Linked DNA regions of Homo sapiens: region 2 is linked to region 1. The links are chromatin contacts, found by Hi-C in ENCODE. All regions are on one chromosome and are shown on one strand. The core of a region is the stretch at or near the end of the contact, and the rest is flanking DNA. Distances in the headings are between cores, read along the strand shown.

The links. A loop is a pair of places that touch in the nucleus more often than their neighbours do.
Region 2: a map with no recorded cell type shows a loop between it and region 1 (4-fold over the local background). The contact joins two enhancer-like sites. A Hi-C loop is called at or near these places in 1 of 37 single-sample maps with no recorded cell type.

What each region holds. Positions count from the first base shown.
Region 1 is chr14:70,916,373-70,923,593 of GRCh38, forward strand. All of the region lies in intron 1 of PCNX1 (pecanex 1), which reads left to right. Among named protein-coding and RNA genes, the nearest start is that of PCNX1, 13 kb to the left of the region's middle. Within about 2 kb of position 3,604, at least 5 of the 41 ENCODE cell types and tissues checked have a DNase peak (open chromatin) inside an H3K27ac peak, as active enhancers do.
Region 2 is chr14:71,720,449-71,728,091 of GRCh38, forward strand. SIPA1L1 (signal induced proliferation associated 1 like 1) reads left to right here. Exons shown (of 24, transcript NM_001386936.1): 18 at 3,199-3,438; 19 at 4,222-4,387. Among named protein-coding and RNA genes, the nearest start is that of RGS6, 210 kb to the right of the region's middle. Within about 2 kb of position 5,788, at least 4 of the 41 ENCODE cell types and tissues checked have a DNase peak (open chromatin) inside an H3K27ac peak, as active enhancers do.

The sequences.
Region 1 (7,221 bases), core at 2,354-4,853:
TAGAAATCAGCAAAGGAAGACAGAGTTGTAAAATGAAGACGAAAAAAGAGCCAGGGAAAGAGAGTACAGGCGTACCTTGGAGATATTGCAAGTTTGGTTCCAGATCACTGCGATAAAGCGAATATTGCAATAAAATGAGTCACAAATTTTGTGGTTTTCCAGTGCATATAAAAGTTATATTTACATTATGCTGTAGTCTGTTAAGTGTGCGGTACCATTGTGTCTAAAAATACAATGTATATACCTTAATTAAAAAATACATTATTGCTTAAAAATATGCCAAGGATTATCTGAACCTTCGGCGAGTTGTCATTTTTTTGCTGGTGAAGGGTCTTGCCTAAGTGTTGTTGACAGACCAGGGGGTGACTGTTGAAGGTTGAGGTGGCTGTGGCAATTTCTTAAAATAAGACAACAATGAAGTTTGCAGCATCAATTGACTCTTCTTTTCATGAAAGATTTATCTGTACGTGTAATGCTGCTTGATAGCGTTTTACCCACAGTAAAACTTCTTTCAAAATTAGAGTCAGCTGTCTCAAATCCTGTTACTGCTTTGTCAGCTAAGTTGATGTAATATTCTAGATCTTTTGTTGTCATTTCAACAGTGTTCACAGCGTCTTCGCCAGGAGCAAATTGGATCTCAGGAAATCACTCTCTCTGCTCACCCATAAGAAGCAACTCCTCATCTTTTCAAGTTGTGTCATGAGATTACAGCAATCCAGTCACATCTTCAGGCTCTACTTCCAATTCTAGTTCTCTTTTTGTTTTCACCACATCTGTGGGATTTCCTCCACTGAAGTCTTAAACCCCTCAAAGTTATCCATGAGGGTTGGAATAAACTTCTTCCAAACACCTTGTCAATGTTAATATTTCTACCTCCCATGAATCATGTATGTTCTTAATGGCATCTAGAATGGTGAGACCTTTCCAGAAGGTTCTCAGTTTACTTCATCCAGATCCATCAGAGGAATCACTGTCTGACAGCCTTATGAAATGTATTTCTTAAATACTAAGACTTGATAGTCAAAATTACTCCTTGATCCATGGGGCTGGAGAATAGATGTTGTGTTAGCAGGCATGAAAACAACATTAATTTTCTTCTATGTCTCCATCAGAGCTCTTGGATAACTAGGTACCATGTCAAGGAGCAGTAGTATTTTGAAAGGAATCTTTTTTTCAGACCAGTAGGTCTCAAAGATGGGGTTAAAATATTTAGTAAACCATGCTGTAAACAGATGTGATGTCTTCTGGGCTTTATTGTTCCATTTATAGAACACAGGCAGAATAAATTTGGAATAATTCTTAAGGGCTCTTGGATTTTTGGAATGGCCAATGAGCATTGACTTTAACTTACAGTCACCAGTTGCATTAGACACTAGCAAAAGAGTCAGCCTGTCTTTTGAAGCTTTAAAGCCAGATATTGACTTAACCTTCTCTGGCTATGAAAGGCCTAGATGGCATATTCTTCCAGAAGGTTGTTTTATCTACACCAAAAATCTGTTGTTTGGTGTAGCCACCATCAGTGATCTTAGATCTTCTGGATAACTTGCTGCAGCTTCTACATCGGCACTTGTTGCTTCATGTAAACTTTTATGTTATGGCAACAGCTTTAACCTCATGAACCAACTTCTGCTAGAGTCAAATTTTCTTCAGCTTCCTCACCTCTTAGCCTTCATAGAATTGAAGAGAGTTGGGGCCTTGCTGTGGATTAGGCTTTTGGCTTAATTAAGGGAATGTTGTGGCTGGTTTGATCTTCTATTCAGACCACTCAAACTTTCTCCATATCAGCAATGTTATTCATTTGTGTGTTCACTGGAGTAGCACTTGTAATATTCTTCAAGAACTTTTCCTTTGCATTCAGAACTTGACTTTTGGTGCATGAGGATTAGCTTTCTACCTGTCTTGGCTTTTGATGTGCCTTTCTCACTAAATTTAATCATTTCCAGCTTTTTGTTTAAAGTGAGAGAAACGTGACTCTTCCTTTCACTTGAACACTCTTTACTATCGTCTGTGGGCAAGGTTGATGGTACTCCCATCAACAAATCTTTGATTTTACTATTTTATTTTAGAATTTACACTATTGTAATTCTAAAATAGTAAAATCAAAGATTACTGATTACAGATCACTGTAACAGATATAGTAAAGAAAAAGTATGAAATATTGAAGAGTTACCAAAATGTGACACACAGACAAAGTGAGCACATGCTGTTGGAAAAATGGTGCTGATAGAGACATGCTCCACAGAGGTGTCACAGCTTTTCAGTTTGTACAAAATGCAGTATCTGTGAAGCACCATAAAGCTAAGCACAACATAAGATCTGCCTGCATTTTGCAGAGGAGAATGGTTAAAAATGCCAAATTTTCTTCTAGGACTAGGTAGTGCTAATTTAAATCTCTGTCAACAGTATTGAGAGTACTTGTTTTCCCACTCTCACATAACACTTTTCCAAAACAGGGTGTTACTGTTATCAATTTCTTATTCAATGGAGTGTTCGTTTGTTGGTGGTTTTTTGGTTTTTTTTTTTTTTTTAGACAAAGTCTTTTTCATCGCCCAGGCTGGAGTACAGTGGTGTGATAATAACTCCCTTCAGCTTCAAACTCATAGGCTCAGTGGATCCTCCTGTCTCAGCTTTCTGAGTAGCTGGGACTGCAGGCCTGTGCCACCACAACTAGCTACTTTTTAAAATTTTTTTGTTGAGGCGGGGGTCTTGGTATGTTGCCCAGGCTGGTCTCAAACTCCTGGCCTCAAATGATCATTCTGCCTCAGCCTCCAGAGTCACTGGGATTACGGGCATGAGCCACTGCACCCGACTCAATGGACTATTTAATGAAACATCCAGTAATAAGTATCAGTAATATTTTGTCCTTGACAGTAGACAGAATTTTTCTTGAAGTATTTTTTAAATTTCAACTTTTTTAGTCCAAATTAAGGATGCATACTGCACTAACATATTGCATAAGAAATTTGATCTGATTTTTCCTATTCTTTGTAATTAATTTTCACAGCAAGCAACTGACAAGCAGAAATGTTTCTTTGAGAGAGACTGAGTGCCTCCTTCTGTTATCTGAGTTAAATGATTTTCCTGTGTCTCTTAGGAAAGCTGGAGGGGCTAAGAATTTTTTGGCAGGTGAGTTGAGACACCTGAGAGTAATAACACTAGAATAGCACAGACTAATAATATGGAGAAGAGAAGATTACAACAAACGTTCTATAGAGTTGATTGCTGTTGACTTCTTTAGCATATAGATGAACTTTACTAAATCCATATAGATGAACTTTACTAAATACTATAGATGAAATAAGTAGCTACTGATTCTGGTTCCTCTGGTTTCTCTGCTCCCCCCCCCCCCCCCCCCCCACCAAATAGGAGATGCTTTATTTGGTAGAATTGTAAAACAGTTCAGAGTTCTTCTTTTATCCCTGGAACCTGAGCAGTTGCATCTTTTATAACTTGCACTGTCAGTGCTAGTTGCTTTGTGTTACAAGAAAGAAAAGAAAACTTAGGGAAAAGGAAGTCATTTCCTTTGAGGTTTTAAGGGGGAAAAAAAAGTTGCATTCTGTAGAGCTTTGAACGAGCCAAATAGAACCCTGAGCGCCAACTGCCCTGAGAACAGGCAGGAAGATTAATCACAACTTTGAGAAGCTTGAATCACGTGTCTGGCTGTTTTCCTTTTCCTACCCCTCCTCACTCCTTGTTTGAGTGTTGTCTAGACATATACTCAACAGATCTAATTATTGCAGTTGTCATCTTTAAAACTTTACATTTTGTTATAATTTTAGATTTACAGACAAGTTGCAAAGATGGAGTTCCTGTATACCCTTCACCCAGTGTCCTCTAATACTAAAATGTTACATAACCATGGTTTCAAAAAATTAGAAATTAACATTAGTGCAATGCTATTAATGGACTATACACTTTATTTGGATTTCATCAGTTGTACTTTTTCTGTTTCAAGATCCTTCAGTCCAGGCCACTGTGTTGCATTTAGTATCATCTTTACTATGGCTTTCTTCTTTTCCCCTCACAGGCTAGAATTCTGTTCTTTGAGGATGTATACAATTTGTCAAATGTATCTTATGAGAAAAATTTGCAAAAGGTTTTACATCTATGATAGATACATTTCAGATGGACAAAAGAGAGGGAGAGTATTCTGAATATTTTTGAATAACCTAATACAGGCTAACCATTAACCTATATTAGGCTATTTTAAAACTGAGGTATTTTACATATGACAAATTTCGTAAAATGAAATAATTCCAAGATGAAAAAGACTAGAGCTCATTTATGACAGTATGGACACCTGTCTCTTGGCTCTCTGTATAATGCTGTTTTTACTAATTTATAAATTGAGGCTATGAGACAAGTACACAGCCATATTATAAGGTAGAATATGACTAATGCCTTGTGTGTCATAAAGTGCTCAGGAATTGGAAGGAGGATGTAATTATTTCCTAGAATGCTTTATGCAGAGGATATTCATACATTCAGAACCTTCACTGTGTGCTGGGTGCTGTGGTAGGCCTTATGGTGGGACCTTTATGAGGTTATTTGTGCTGGAATAGTGTTTCCATAATCTTCCCACTGGGCAAATTAATCTTTGTTCTGGGGAAAAGATTGTTCCTTAAAAGAATGTATGTTCTTGGATGTAGTGTTTTGCTCTGCTTAAGTATTCTAATTTATCTAACACATTAAGGGTTTCTCAGTGAGTTATTTTTTAGCTTCTGAGAATATTATTTATAACATTCTTGGTATGTATCTGGAATGGTTAAAAGAAATGATATAAAAACAAACAATTCAGAAAACCTAAATAAACCAATTTCATTTTCACTCAGCAGTATTTATGCCACAAATATACATTACACGTAATTTCCACAAGCCTCACAGACCCTCATGACCCTCATGACAAAACTGAAATGAACTTGGATGGGGAATAAAGAGGAATTTTGGGTTGTTTTTGGCATTTTACTAATGAAATCCTCAATTTCATATGTATTTGATTTATATATCAAGCAGTCCTCCCATCTGAGTCTCCTGAGTAGCTAGGACTACAGGTGTGAACCAACATGCCAGGCTAATTTTTGAATTTTTGTAGAGATAAGATCTGCCTATGTTGCCCAGGCTGGTAAAGATATTTTCAAAGTGAGAATAAAGATAGCTAATCTTAACAAAAATATGCTTTGTTACCAAAAATCTTACTTTACTCCCTTAATGTCACAGTATTGAATATTGAAGAATACCAGGATGTGTTATTGAAAAATATACTTAAAATACTTTAAATATACTTGAAGTGATCTTTTTTCAATTTCTGTATATGAAGATTTTCAAATGTATAAGAAAATTGAAAGAATGCTTCATCTAGATTCCACTATTATGAACCTTTTTGAAAAATCACATTTGTTTCAACTATATAAAGATGCATGGTATTTATCTGTACATACTCTGTCTCTCTTACACACATATCTGACTCAATTGACAGTATGTTGCAAACATTATGACACATCACCCCCTAAATGCTTCAGGCAATATTTTTAATTTGTCTATTGGTACATTTGGAGGGGGAGTTGTTTTTCAAAATATATGTCGGGATAGGTGATTCTGATGGCCATTCCAAGTTAACAGTCACTGTGCTGGGAGGTCTGTTATTTGTGAATGCCTGAAAACATCTTATTATTTCCTACTTAGGTTTTAGTTTAACTCATCTCCCTTTTTCAGCACTGAAGAAATTGCTGAGTAACTGATTCTGGCAATAATGTACACTTTTATGGTATGGATAATAGTACAACTTATATAGTGCTTTTTACCCAGTATGGTGTATTTATGGAGCATTTCACCCTTAAGTTAAAAATCCTTTGTTAAGTTTTTGTCATGAAAATAATACTAGTTGTAGAAATTATTCCAGACAGTAGTTAAGTATATATAGAAAACATGAATTTTTAAAAAATCTTTAATAGGTATTAGACAAAAACATGAATTTTTTTCTTGCAAACCTTTAATAGGTATTAGATGAAAACATGAATTTTTTTACAAACCTTTAATAGGGGAGAATTTTATAGCATGGAGAAAACCGGTAAATGTGAATACTATATATTTTAAGGTTATATAATAAAAATAGGGGAAATGTTATAAATAAAATAAAAAGTCTTCTGTTCTCTATCATCCACGCTACCAGTTCACATGCCTCAGAGATAATGGTTGTTTCCTCTTGGTAGTGTATATATACAAACATATATTCATATATGTATGTACTTGAAATAGCCAATGGGATTATATTTGTGTTGCAGGATCCACTGAAGTGCATGTAACTCTTCTTCATTTTTTGAACCATTTTAGAGTAATCCATTGTATAAATTATTGGTTCCCTAGTGGGGGACATTTAGGTCATTACCTTTTTTTTTTTTTTTTTGCTAGTGCAAACAATGCTGGGCAATATATTAGTGAACACTTACGTATATAAGACTTGTGGGATTTGTAGCATTAGTTTATAAAAATTACTGGGTCAAACGGTATGCACATTTAAAATCAAACTAGATGTTGCCAAATAATACCTCAAACAAATCTACCAATTTATATTCTCTCCAGGATGTGAAAGTATCTGTTTCCTTTTGTTTGTACCAACATTGGTTATTATGAATCTTTCTCAATGTGATAGTGTAAAATGGCATCTTGTTTTAATCTATGTTTCCTTAATCATGAATTCTTTGAGTATCTTTTCATATGCCTAGTAGACACACACACGTCTTTTTTCTTTTAACTGCCTTTTGTATATTTTGTCCTTTTCTGAAACGTTGTTTTTCTGTGATTTGTGAGAGTTCTATATATATGTAAAAATTAGTTATTGTGGTTTATTAAAGATTTCCCCTATTTTTATTATATAACCTTAAAATATATAGTATTCACATTTACCAGTTTTCTCCATGCTATAAAATTCTGCTCTATCAAAGGTTTGTAAAAAAATTCATGTTTTCATCTAATACCTATTAAGGGCTTGTAAGAAAAAAATTCATGTTTTTGTCTAATATCTATTAAAGATTTTTTTAAAATTCATGTTTTCTTCCAATACTTTTAAAATATGGCAATAAATTTGCATGATTAAAAACCAACAAAACTCCAAAAGATGATGAAAGGTTGCCGTTTTCTACCTGCACATGATCCTCCTGTTGTCCACTCGTGTACCACCTCCCACAAGAAACCACTATGAACAGTTTCTTGTGCATCCCACTG
Region 2 (7,643 bases), core at 4,538-7,037, 810 kb after region 1:
CGGGTGCCTGTAATCACAGCTACTTAGGAGGCTGAAGTAGAAAACCTGGGAGCAGAGGTTGCAGTGAGCCAAGATAGTGCCACTGCACTCCAACCTGGGTGGAGACTGTCTAAAAAAAAAAGAAAAACAAATTTACCCTTTTGAGGCTATTTTCTAGCTCTTGTAGGCATGTTTCATTCTTATTCTTTTTTCTTTTTTCTACTGTGACTGTGTATTTTCATGTAGCCTGTCTTGAGCTCACTAGTTCTTCCTTCTGCTTGATCAATTCCGCTGTTGAGAAACTGATACATTTTTCACTTTGTCAATTGAATTTTTCAACTCCAGAAATTCTGCTTGATTTTTAAATTACTATTTCAATCTCTTTGATCTCTTTGTTAAATTTTTGATAGAATTCAGAATTCCTTCTATGTGATATCTTGAAGTTTATTGAACTTGCTCGAGGACAGGTATTTTGAATTCTCTGTCTGAATTCTGTGTCACTCTGGGATTGGTCACTGATGCCTTATTTGGTTCATTTGATGAGGTTATGTCTTCCTGGATGTTCTTGATGCCTGTGTACATTCATCAGTGTCTGAGCATTGAAGAGTTAGGTATTTATTCCAATCTTGGCAGCCTGGGCTTGTTTGTACCCGTCCTTCTGGAAAAGGCTTTCCGTGTATTCAAATGGGACTGTTGTGATCTTAGTTTGTGGTCACTGTAGATGTATCAGCACTAGGGGGCACCCTAAGTCCAGGAACGCTTTGACTCACCAACTCCAAGAAGCACTGCTTTGATGGGCTTGGACAGGATAAGGGAGAATTCTCTGGGTTGCTAGGCAATGTCTCTCTCTCTCTCTTCCCTCTCAGGAGTCTCTCTCTGTGCTGGGTTGCCTAGAGTTGGGGAAGGTGATTCAAGCACTCCCATGGCCACCACAGCTGGCACTGCACAGGGTCAGACCTGAAGATAGCACGGTACGGGGTCCCACCCAAGGCCCGTGGTGACTGCTGTCTGGCTACCACCAATGATTACTCAAGGCCCAGGGGCTGGTTAGTCAGCAGGTGGTGAATCCTGCTGGGTCTGGGCTTTTCGCTTCAGGGCAGCAGACTCTCTTCTGGCCCTGGGTGGGTCTGGAACGCCACTCAGGAGCAAAGTTCTGGAATCGAGGGCTTCAGGATTCCACCTGCTTTATTTTCCTGTGGATGAGCTGCTACTCAGGTTGTAAGACAAAGCCCTCTGTAGTCTTTCCTTTCCTTTCCCTAAGTGGAAGGAGCCTCTCCCCAAACTTCCCTGCCTGGAGTTGGAGGACTGGTGGTGTAGGCATTCCCTTGGCCACCATGGCTGGTGTCACATGGGGTCATGTGCACCCCAAGTCCACTTCTTCTTAAACCAGTGCAGCTCTGGGGCTTGTTCAAGGACTGCAGTCCCTGTGGCCTGACTGCCACTCATATGTATTCAGGGCCCCAGGCCACCTTGGTCAGCTGGTGGCAGAACCAGCTGGGACTCAGCTTCCTCCCACTCTGGCTGAGAATTCCCCTCTGGCCCAGAGCTGGTCTAAATGCTCTGTCCGTGGGTGCCAGCAGAATTCTGCTCAGTGTTGTGCTCTGCTGTAACAGGCCAGCAGTGAGTTCCAATGCAAAGTCCCACACCCTCTCCCTCTCTGACGTGCACAGATTCTCTCTCCAAGCTGCTGTGCCAGGGGTGGGGGAGGGAGCATAGGCGATGCAGGACCATCTTTCCCACCCTCTTCAGTGGTTCTTTCCCCTTGATATGATGTGACAAGCAGGTATTGTGATCACTCACCTGATTTTGGATTCTTATGAAGGTGCTTTTTTGTGTGGATAGTTGTTCAATTTGGTGTTCCTGTGGAGGCACAGTTGTTAGAGGGTTCTATTCAGTTATCTTCCTCCCCAAGTCAATATTGATACAGTATTATTAACTAGAGTCTGTACTTTATTTAGGTCAGGACGATTCATTTTTGACAAATGAAAGTGCCATCGAGGAACGCTTTGGGACCACATACTGTTAATTAAACCTCAAGTAAAAATAACTGAAAGTCTGTTGTAGCAAGAGTCAGCCATCTTTGGTCTCACCCCATGCTGGAGAACTCAGAAAGGCTCAAATAGTGTGGTCCTGTGAGACCACTGGGCAGGAAGTATGAAAATCCTACAGTTAAAGGCCTTCCACTTTTAACATGAGTTTTAGTCAACTAAAACTCTCATCCCTTATTTTGAAAATCTTGCCTTTTTCTGCTCTGGAACTCTTGAAACCCCAGAGTTTTGGACTCTTTAGTCATGCAGACTTTAGTTGTATAATCTTTTTTATTTTTGAGATGGAGTCTCACTCTGTCACCTAGGCTGGAGTGCAGTGGCGTGATCTTGGCTCACCACAACTTCTGCCTCCCGGGTTCAAGCGATTCTCTTGCCTCAGCCTCCCAAGTAGTTGGGATTACAGGCACACACCACCATGCCCAGCTAATTCTTGTATTTTTAGTAGAGACAGGGTTTCGCCATGTTGGTCAGGCTGGTTTCGAACTCATGACCTCAGATGATCCACCAGCCTCAGCCTCCCAAAGTGCTGGGATTACAGGCGTAAGCCACCCCGCCCAGCCCTAGTTTTGTAATCTTTAACCAATGTTGCCCTAGTTTTGTAATCTTTAACCGATGTTTGAAATACATCGACCAGCAGCTTCCAGAGCCAATAGGAATGCCAGCTGCCATGGGGAAGGAGCACTCACTGTGCCCCTTGGCCTTGGATGTGAGTCTGAAGAGCCATAGCCCTGCTTGAGTCTCCTCTCCCCTCCTCAGCTTGGTCCCAGAGAGCATCACCACAATCCCTAGTTGTGAGGAAAGCAAGACAGAGGCATGGAGACGGTAGACCTTTTACTTCTCTTTCTTCTGTCTCTTGCCACTGCCAGACTTCCGTGACAAACGTCAGTGGTGCCAATGTGAAAAAAGTGAAAAAAGTTGAAAGTGTCCCTGACAGTCTTAAGTATTTTTACTTTTTAAAGTGCAGACTAAGCCCTAGTGGTCATCTGTCACTTTGAGAGCAGACATTTAAATTATGATGAGAAAGCCAGGAAGGCCAGCCAGGCATCGCTGTTAATAGTTCATGAAAAATTCACTGTTGTTCAACCCAGCCATCACCCGTACCCCGGACAGCACTTTTATAGCTGACATAATGATCCTGAGATACACATGTCTTTGCCCTGCTTCTCCTCAGTACCATGAGCTCCCGACACTCTGCCAGCCCAGTGGTTTTCACCAGTGCCCGGAGTTCACCTAAAGAAGAGCTTCATCCAGCTGCCCCCTCACAGCTCGCACCATCCTTCTCCTCCTCTTCCTCCTCCTCCTCTGGTCCTAGGAGTTTTTACCCTCGCCAGGGCGCTACTAGCAAGTACCTGATTGGATGGAAAAAACCCGAAGGAACCATAAACTCCGTGGGATTTATGGACACGAGAAAGTAAGAGTTACTTTCCTTCCCTTGCTGGTGGCTTGCTTTTAACAGGACAGAGAATAGAAAAGCTTGGCGTGATCTCTTACAACAAAAGAGGCCGGGCTAGGGGGTTGGCAGGAGTTGGTCTGTTGGTGGGATTATGATTTTTTTTCCTAAGTAATATTTTCTTAAATTATTTCTCTGCCTCATTCCTTAAATAAGATTTATTGCAAAATGTTAGGATTTGAGAATCTTAGATCTTGAAAAGAGTGTGTTTGAAGGATACACTTCAGAATAATTGCCCCTCTGGTGCTAAGACCATACTAGTCCCTTTGATTATATTAATCACAGCCTTCCTGTGTAATTCTTAACTAGGCCAGTAGGCACCAGAGGGAATATTACAAAGTGAGTGAGTACCCCTGAAAATAAAGGACTTTTTGACAAGGTAGTACATCAAAAAATTAAATGATTCATTCAATTATTTTGTTTTCGTTTGTGCAAAGGTTGCATTTTGGATGTATACCCTGTGGTCGTTTAGTAAATCTGTTGCTAATTTTGGCTTAGTAAAACTAATAGCTTTATTTAAAAGAGTGACTTATTCATCAGATTTTATTTTGTGTTTCAAATTGGTTTTGTTTCTTCAGTAAGCGTTTATATGAGTAGATTCGCATATAAACAGAAGTAATTATCTGTTTCTCCACATAATATTTCTCTATTGACTTATATTGACTTACATCCTTTAGAGCCCATCATGCCCTTGAGCCAGCCTTGTTGAGTTGGTATCTATCATCTCTTCCCTTTTTTGTCCAGGCGTCATCAGAGCGATGGCAATGAAATAGCCCACACCAGGCTGCGTGCCTCAACCAGAGACCTCCGGGCATCTCCTAAGCCAACCTCCAAGTCCACCATTGAAGAAGATCTAAAGAAACTAATTGATCTTGAAAGCCCAACTCCTGAATCACAGAAGAGTTTTAAGGTACAAGACAGAGCTCAGGGTAGATGGCAATTAGAAACAAGCCAGACATGATGGGGCTATTAACCATAGTCACACTTTCCAGAAAGTGTTGGTTACTGGCTGCTCTTCACTAAGTCTCACTTCCTGCTATCATCCCATTTCCCTGATAACTGGTCCACAGTGTTTGACAGTGCTCTGTCCCTGCAGCCACATCTCATTAGTCATGGTTTCTATTACCTGGTCCTACCCCTACAGCTGTTTATTCTTCTGCTGTGTCCTGCTCAGAGTGCATGATTCCCTGAACATCACTTAGGTGATATGACTTCTTGGAAACTGTGCAGAGACACCTGTGGCTCCTATGGAAAGCTAGAACGTTTTCCATAAGGGTTTTACTGTCTTCTGTCCAGAGGGTCCTCGTCTTCTCAGAAATGGCCCCATTTGCTCCTGACCCTGTCTGGCAAACCTACTGGCCATATATGGTATTCTCTTCACTCAGAGAAACTGCCTGATAGACAGTCGCTCTCATTGCCACACCCCCAAAAGTAAATGTACAGCTGCTGCTTCAATCCAGCAATCTAAGTCTACCCACACACCTTCAGAACTTTCCAAACTCTCTTGACTTCATAAAGCCTTCTATTTTATGCTCAGAATTCCAGACTGTAAATGTCTTCTCTAAAACCCAGTCTCTCTGCACCAAGTCCTGAATACCTGTCCAGTGTGTACGTTTTTGTGTTGTCCAGACCTTTATGTGACCACATGGAAAGGTTTGTGTACTCGTCTCAGCTTGTAAGACCTTTGGAAACTCACTTAAGGCTCTCTCCTTTCTTGTTCTATAAAGTGTGGAGTCTCACGCCCCCGGGGATTGGAATGGGTGTTTATTGAGCTGGGCCTGAAGTTACGTCACTCTGAGTATAGGTATTTCTGTCTGAGGTCTTCTGGGTCTCCTAGGAGAAGGGAGTGCACCCCCAGAAAGGTCATGGCTGCAAACTTTGAAGTCTTCTGTTCTCTAGGTTCTTAGGTGGATGATTTGTAGTCTATTTGAAGAGACTAGAAAGCTTTAAGAAGAACCTTGAGAATTGAATTGATTGAAATGGAAGCTAGAATATTTCCTAAACCACACACCAGCTTCAGACTGTGATCAGAGTGCAAGAGGCATGGCGGGTGGAGCAGCTGTGTGGGGCTGCCGCCCTCAGGCTTCCCTAGCACCATGCTAGCGTGTGTGTGCGTGTGCATGCATCTCCCCAGATAGGCCAGATAAACCCCCTAAACCTAAAAAATCAACATTCATAGGAACTGAATGTACCCCCAAGGACCACTTTAGAGTTTTGTCGAGAAATAAATGATTTGTTAACATGATTTATGTTAATAAATCATTGTACAGATGTAGCCATTCTTGATTTCTGTAATTTCCGTCTCATAAGCCAGCACTTAACAGTTCTGACTCATCATTCAGGGCACAAATGGTTTCCTTAGCAACCTTGCGAAAGACAGTGCTTGAAACTTCTTTCTTTATCCATCAAAACCCAAAGAGGTATATTAAAATGTTCAAGTACCAGTTCAAAATAAAAATTATTTCAGATTTTTCCTTTGAGGTTAAAGGGAAATAAAACCTGCCCTGAAGGGAGTTTTTCTTCCAACTCCTAGTTTAACATTTTTGGCAAGAGGCAAGCTCAGAGCCTTCATTCTTTTGATTTACTTATGCAGTAGAAATAATTGAAGGCAAATGTCTGATTTTGTCCTTATTCCAGGTCTTGGCTTTTATTTCCAAAATGAATTACTTTAGCATTCCTATTTGAAACAGGAGTGTGCTTTCTTTATGTTGTGACTGTATTACTGTGAGACTCCGCGAAGAAAGTGCTTCTGCTGGCTAAACCATCACAGTGAGAAGGCTGTAAGCAGGAACTGGGAATAGGCCCAGGTTTTCTCTCTCCAGTTTCATCTTATTTGAGCAGGTTTAGTTTCAGATGAGTTCAGCTTAGTAGCTCCCTTTGTCTTCTGAGAGTCGTCATCTGAATGATGGAGGCTCTGCTGTGTCAGTAAGGCTGGCATGCCCTTGAGAGGTCTTCCAGGCCACTCCTGGCTCAAGGCTCTGAGTCACTGCCTCAGGCTTCAGGATACTAGGTGTCATGGCCAGCTTTGGGCTGTGACACTCCAAAGCCACTCATGTGCCACATTGATTTTCCTGGATAGCCAGTGCTACCTATGAGTTTTTGTTAATATTGAGTGGCAGGGTCACTCCCAGGCTCATTTGTCAGCAGAGCAAGGACCTCAAGAACAGTGGCAGAGCTACAGCACTCTAAGAAACCTCACTGGCAAGCAGAGATAGGATAACGTTATTTTCCCCAAGGGTGGCATACAGTCTGACAAGTGAACAGACAGTAGTGCCAGTGCTCTCAGGTATATACCAAAGGAGGTGGCTTCGTGTGGCTCCAGTATTTAGGAAGAGTTTCTTGTGAGTGCAGGTGACACATGTCACTAATAGCCAGGGGCACTGAAAAGAATGAGAGAACAGGAGACTGGCATGAAACAAAACGCCACCTCTCCAGGCCCCATTCCTCAACTGTGAGATAGAGGACCAGAGGAGATCAGTGGTGCCCAACCAGTCTTAAAGCTCAGGAAGCCTTTTTTTTTTTTTTTTAAATCACACATGGAACCCCATTATATAGAATTCAGACAGTAGAGTTTCTCTTATGGGAGGGATGGGATGGTCTGGACTCCTGGGTCCCACTTGAACCTCTCCGTAGCAGTGGTGCTATAAGGAACCCTTAGGGCCTCCTTGGAGCACAAGTTAGAACCAGCCCCCTTCTCGAATGTCCTCTGAAATCCCTTCCAGGTGTGATCCCACTTCCAGTGCCATCCCACTCCACTGCGATTCTTTCCCAAGGGCTGGCAGCACCAGGCAGCGCTCCTGGGCAATCCCAGGTACAACCTGCAAGGCAGGCAGGGGCTGCTCTTGGGAAGCAGTTAGTTCTGCACACCTTTAAGACTGGAGTTAAAGAGGATGGGGCAAGGGGCCATCTCAACATTCTTGGACAAGGCTGGGTTCTCCTACCTTTTAATGAGCAGAACGCCTTCGGGGTAGGTTGCTTCCTCTGCTTCCTGCCCTGCCTCCCTTCACTGCAGGGTGTTTTAACTTTTCATAGGGCACCCTGCTTAAAGAAGCTCTTCAAGGTAGCTGTTCATGGCCTTGAAGCATATTAACATTTCCCAAAGAGGCTGAAACTAGAATTGGCGGAGGGTTTCACACCTGTAAAACCATCAGGCTGGGGATACTGGA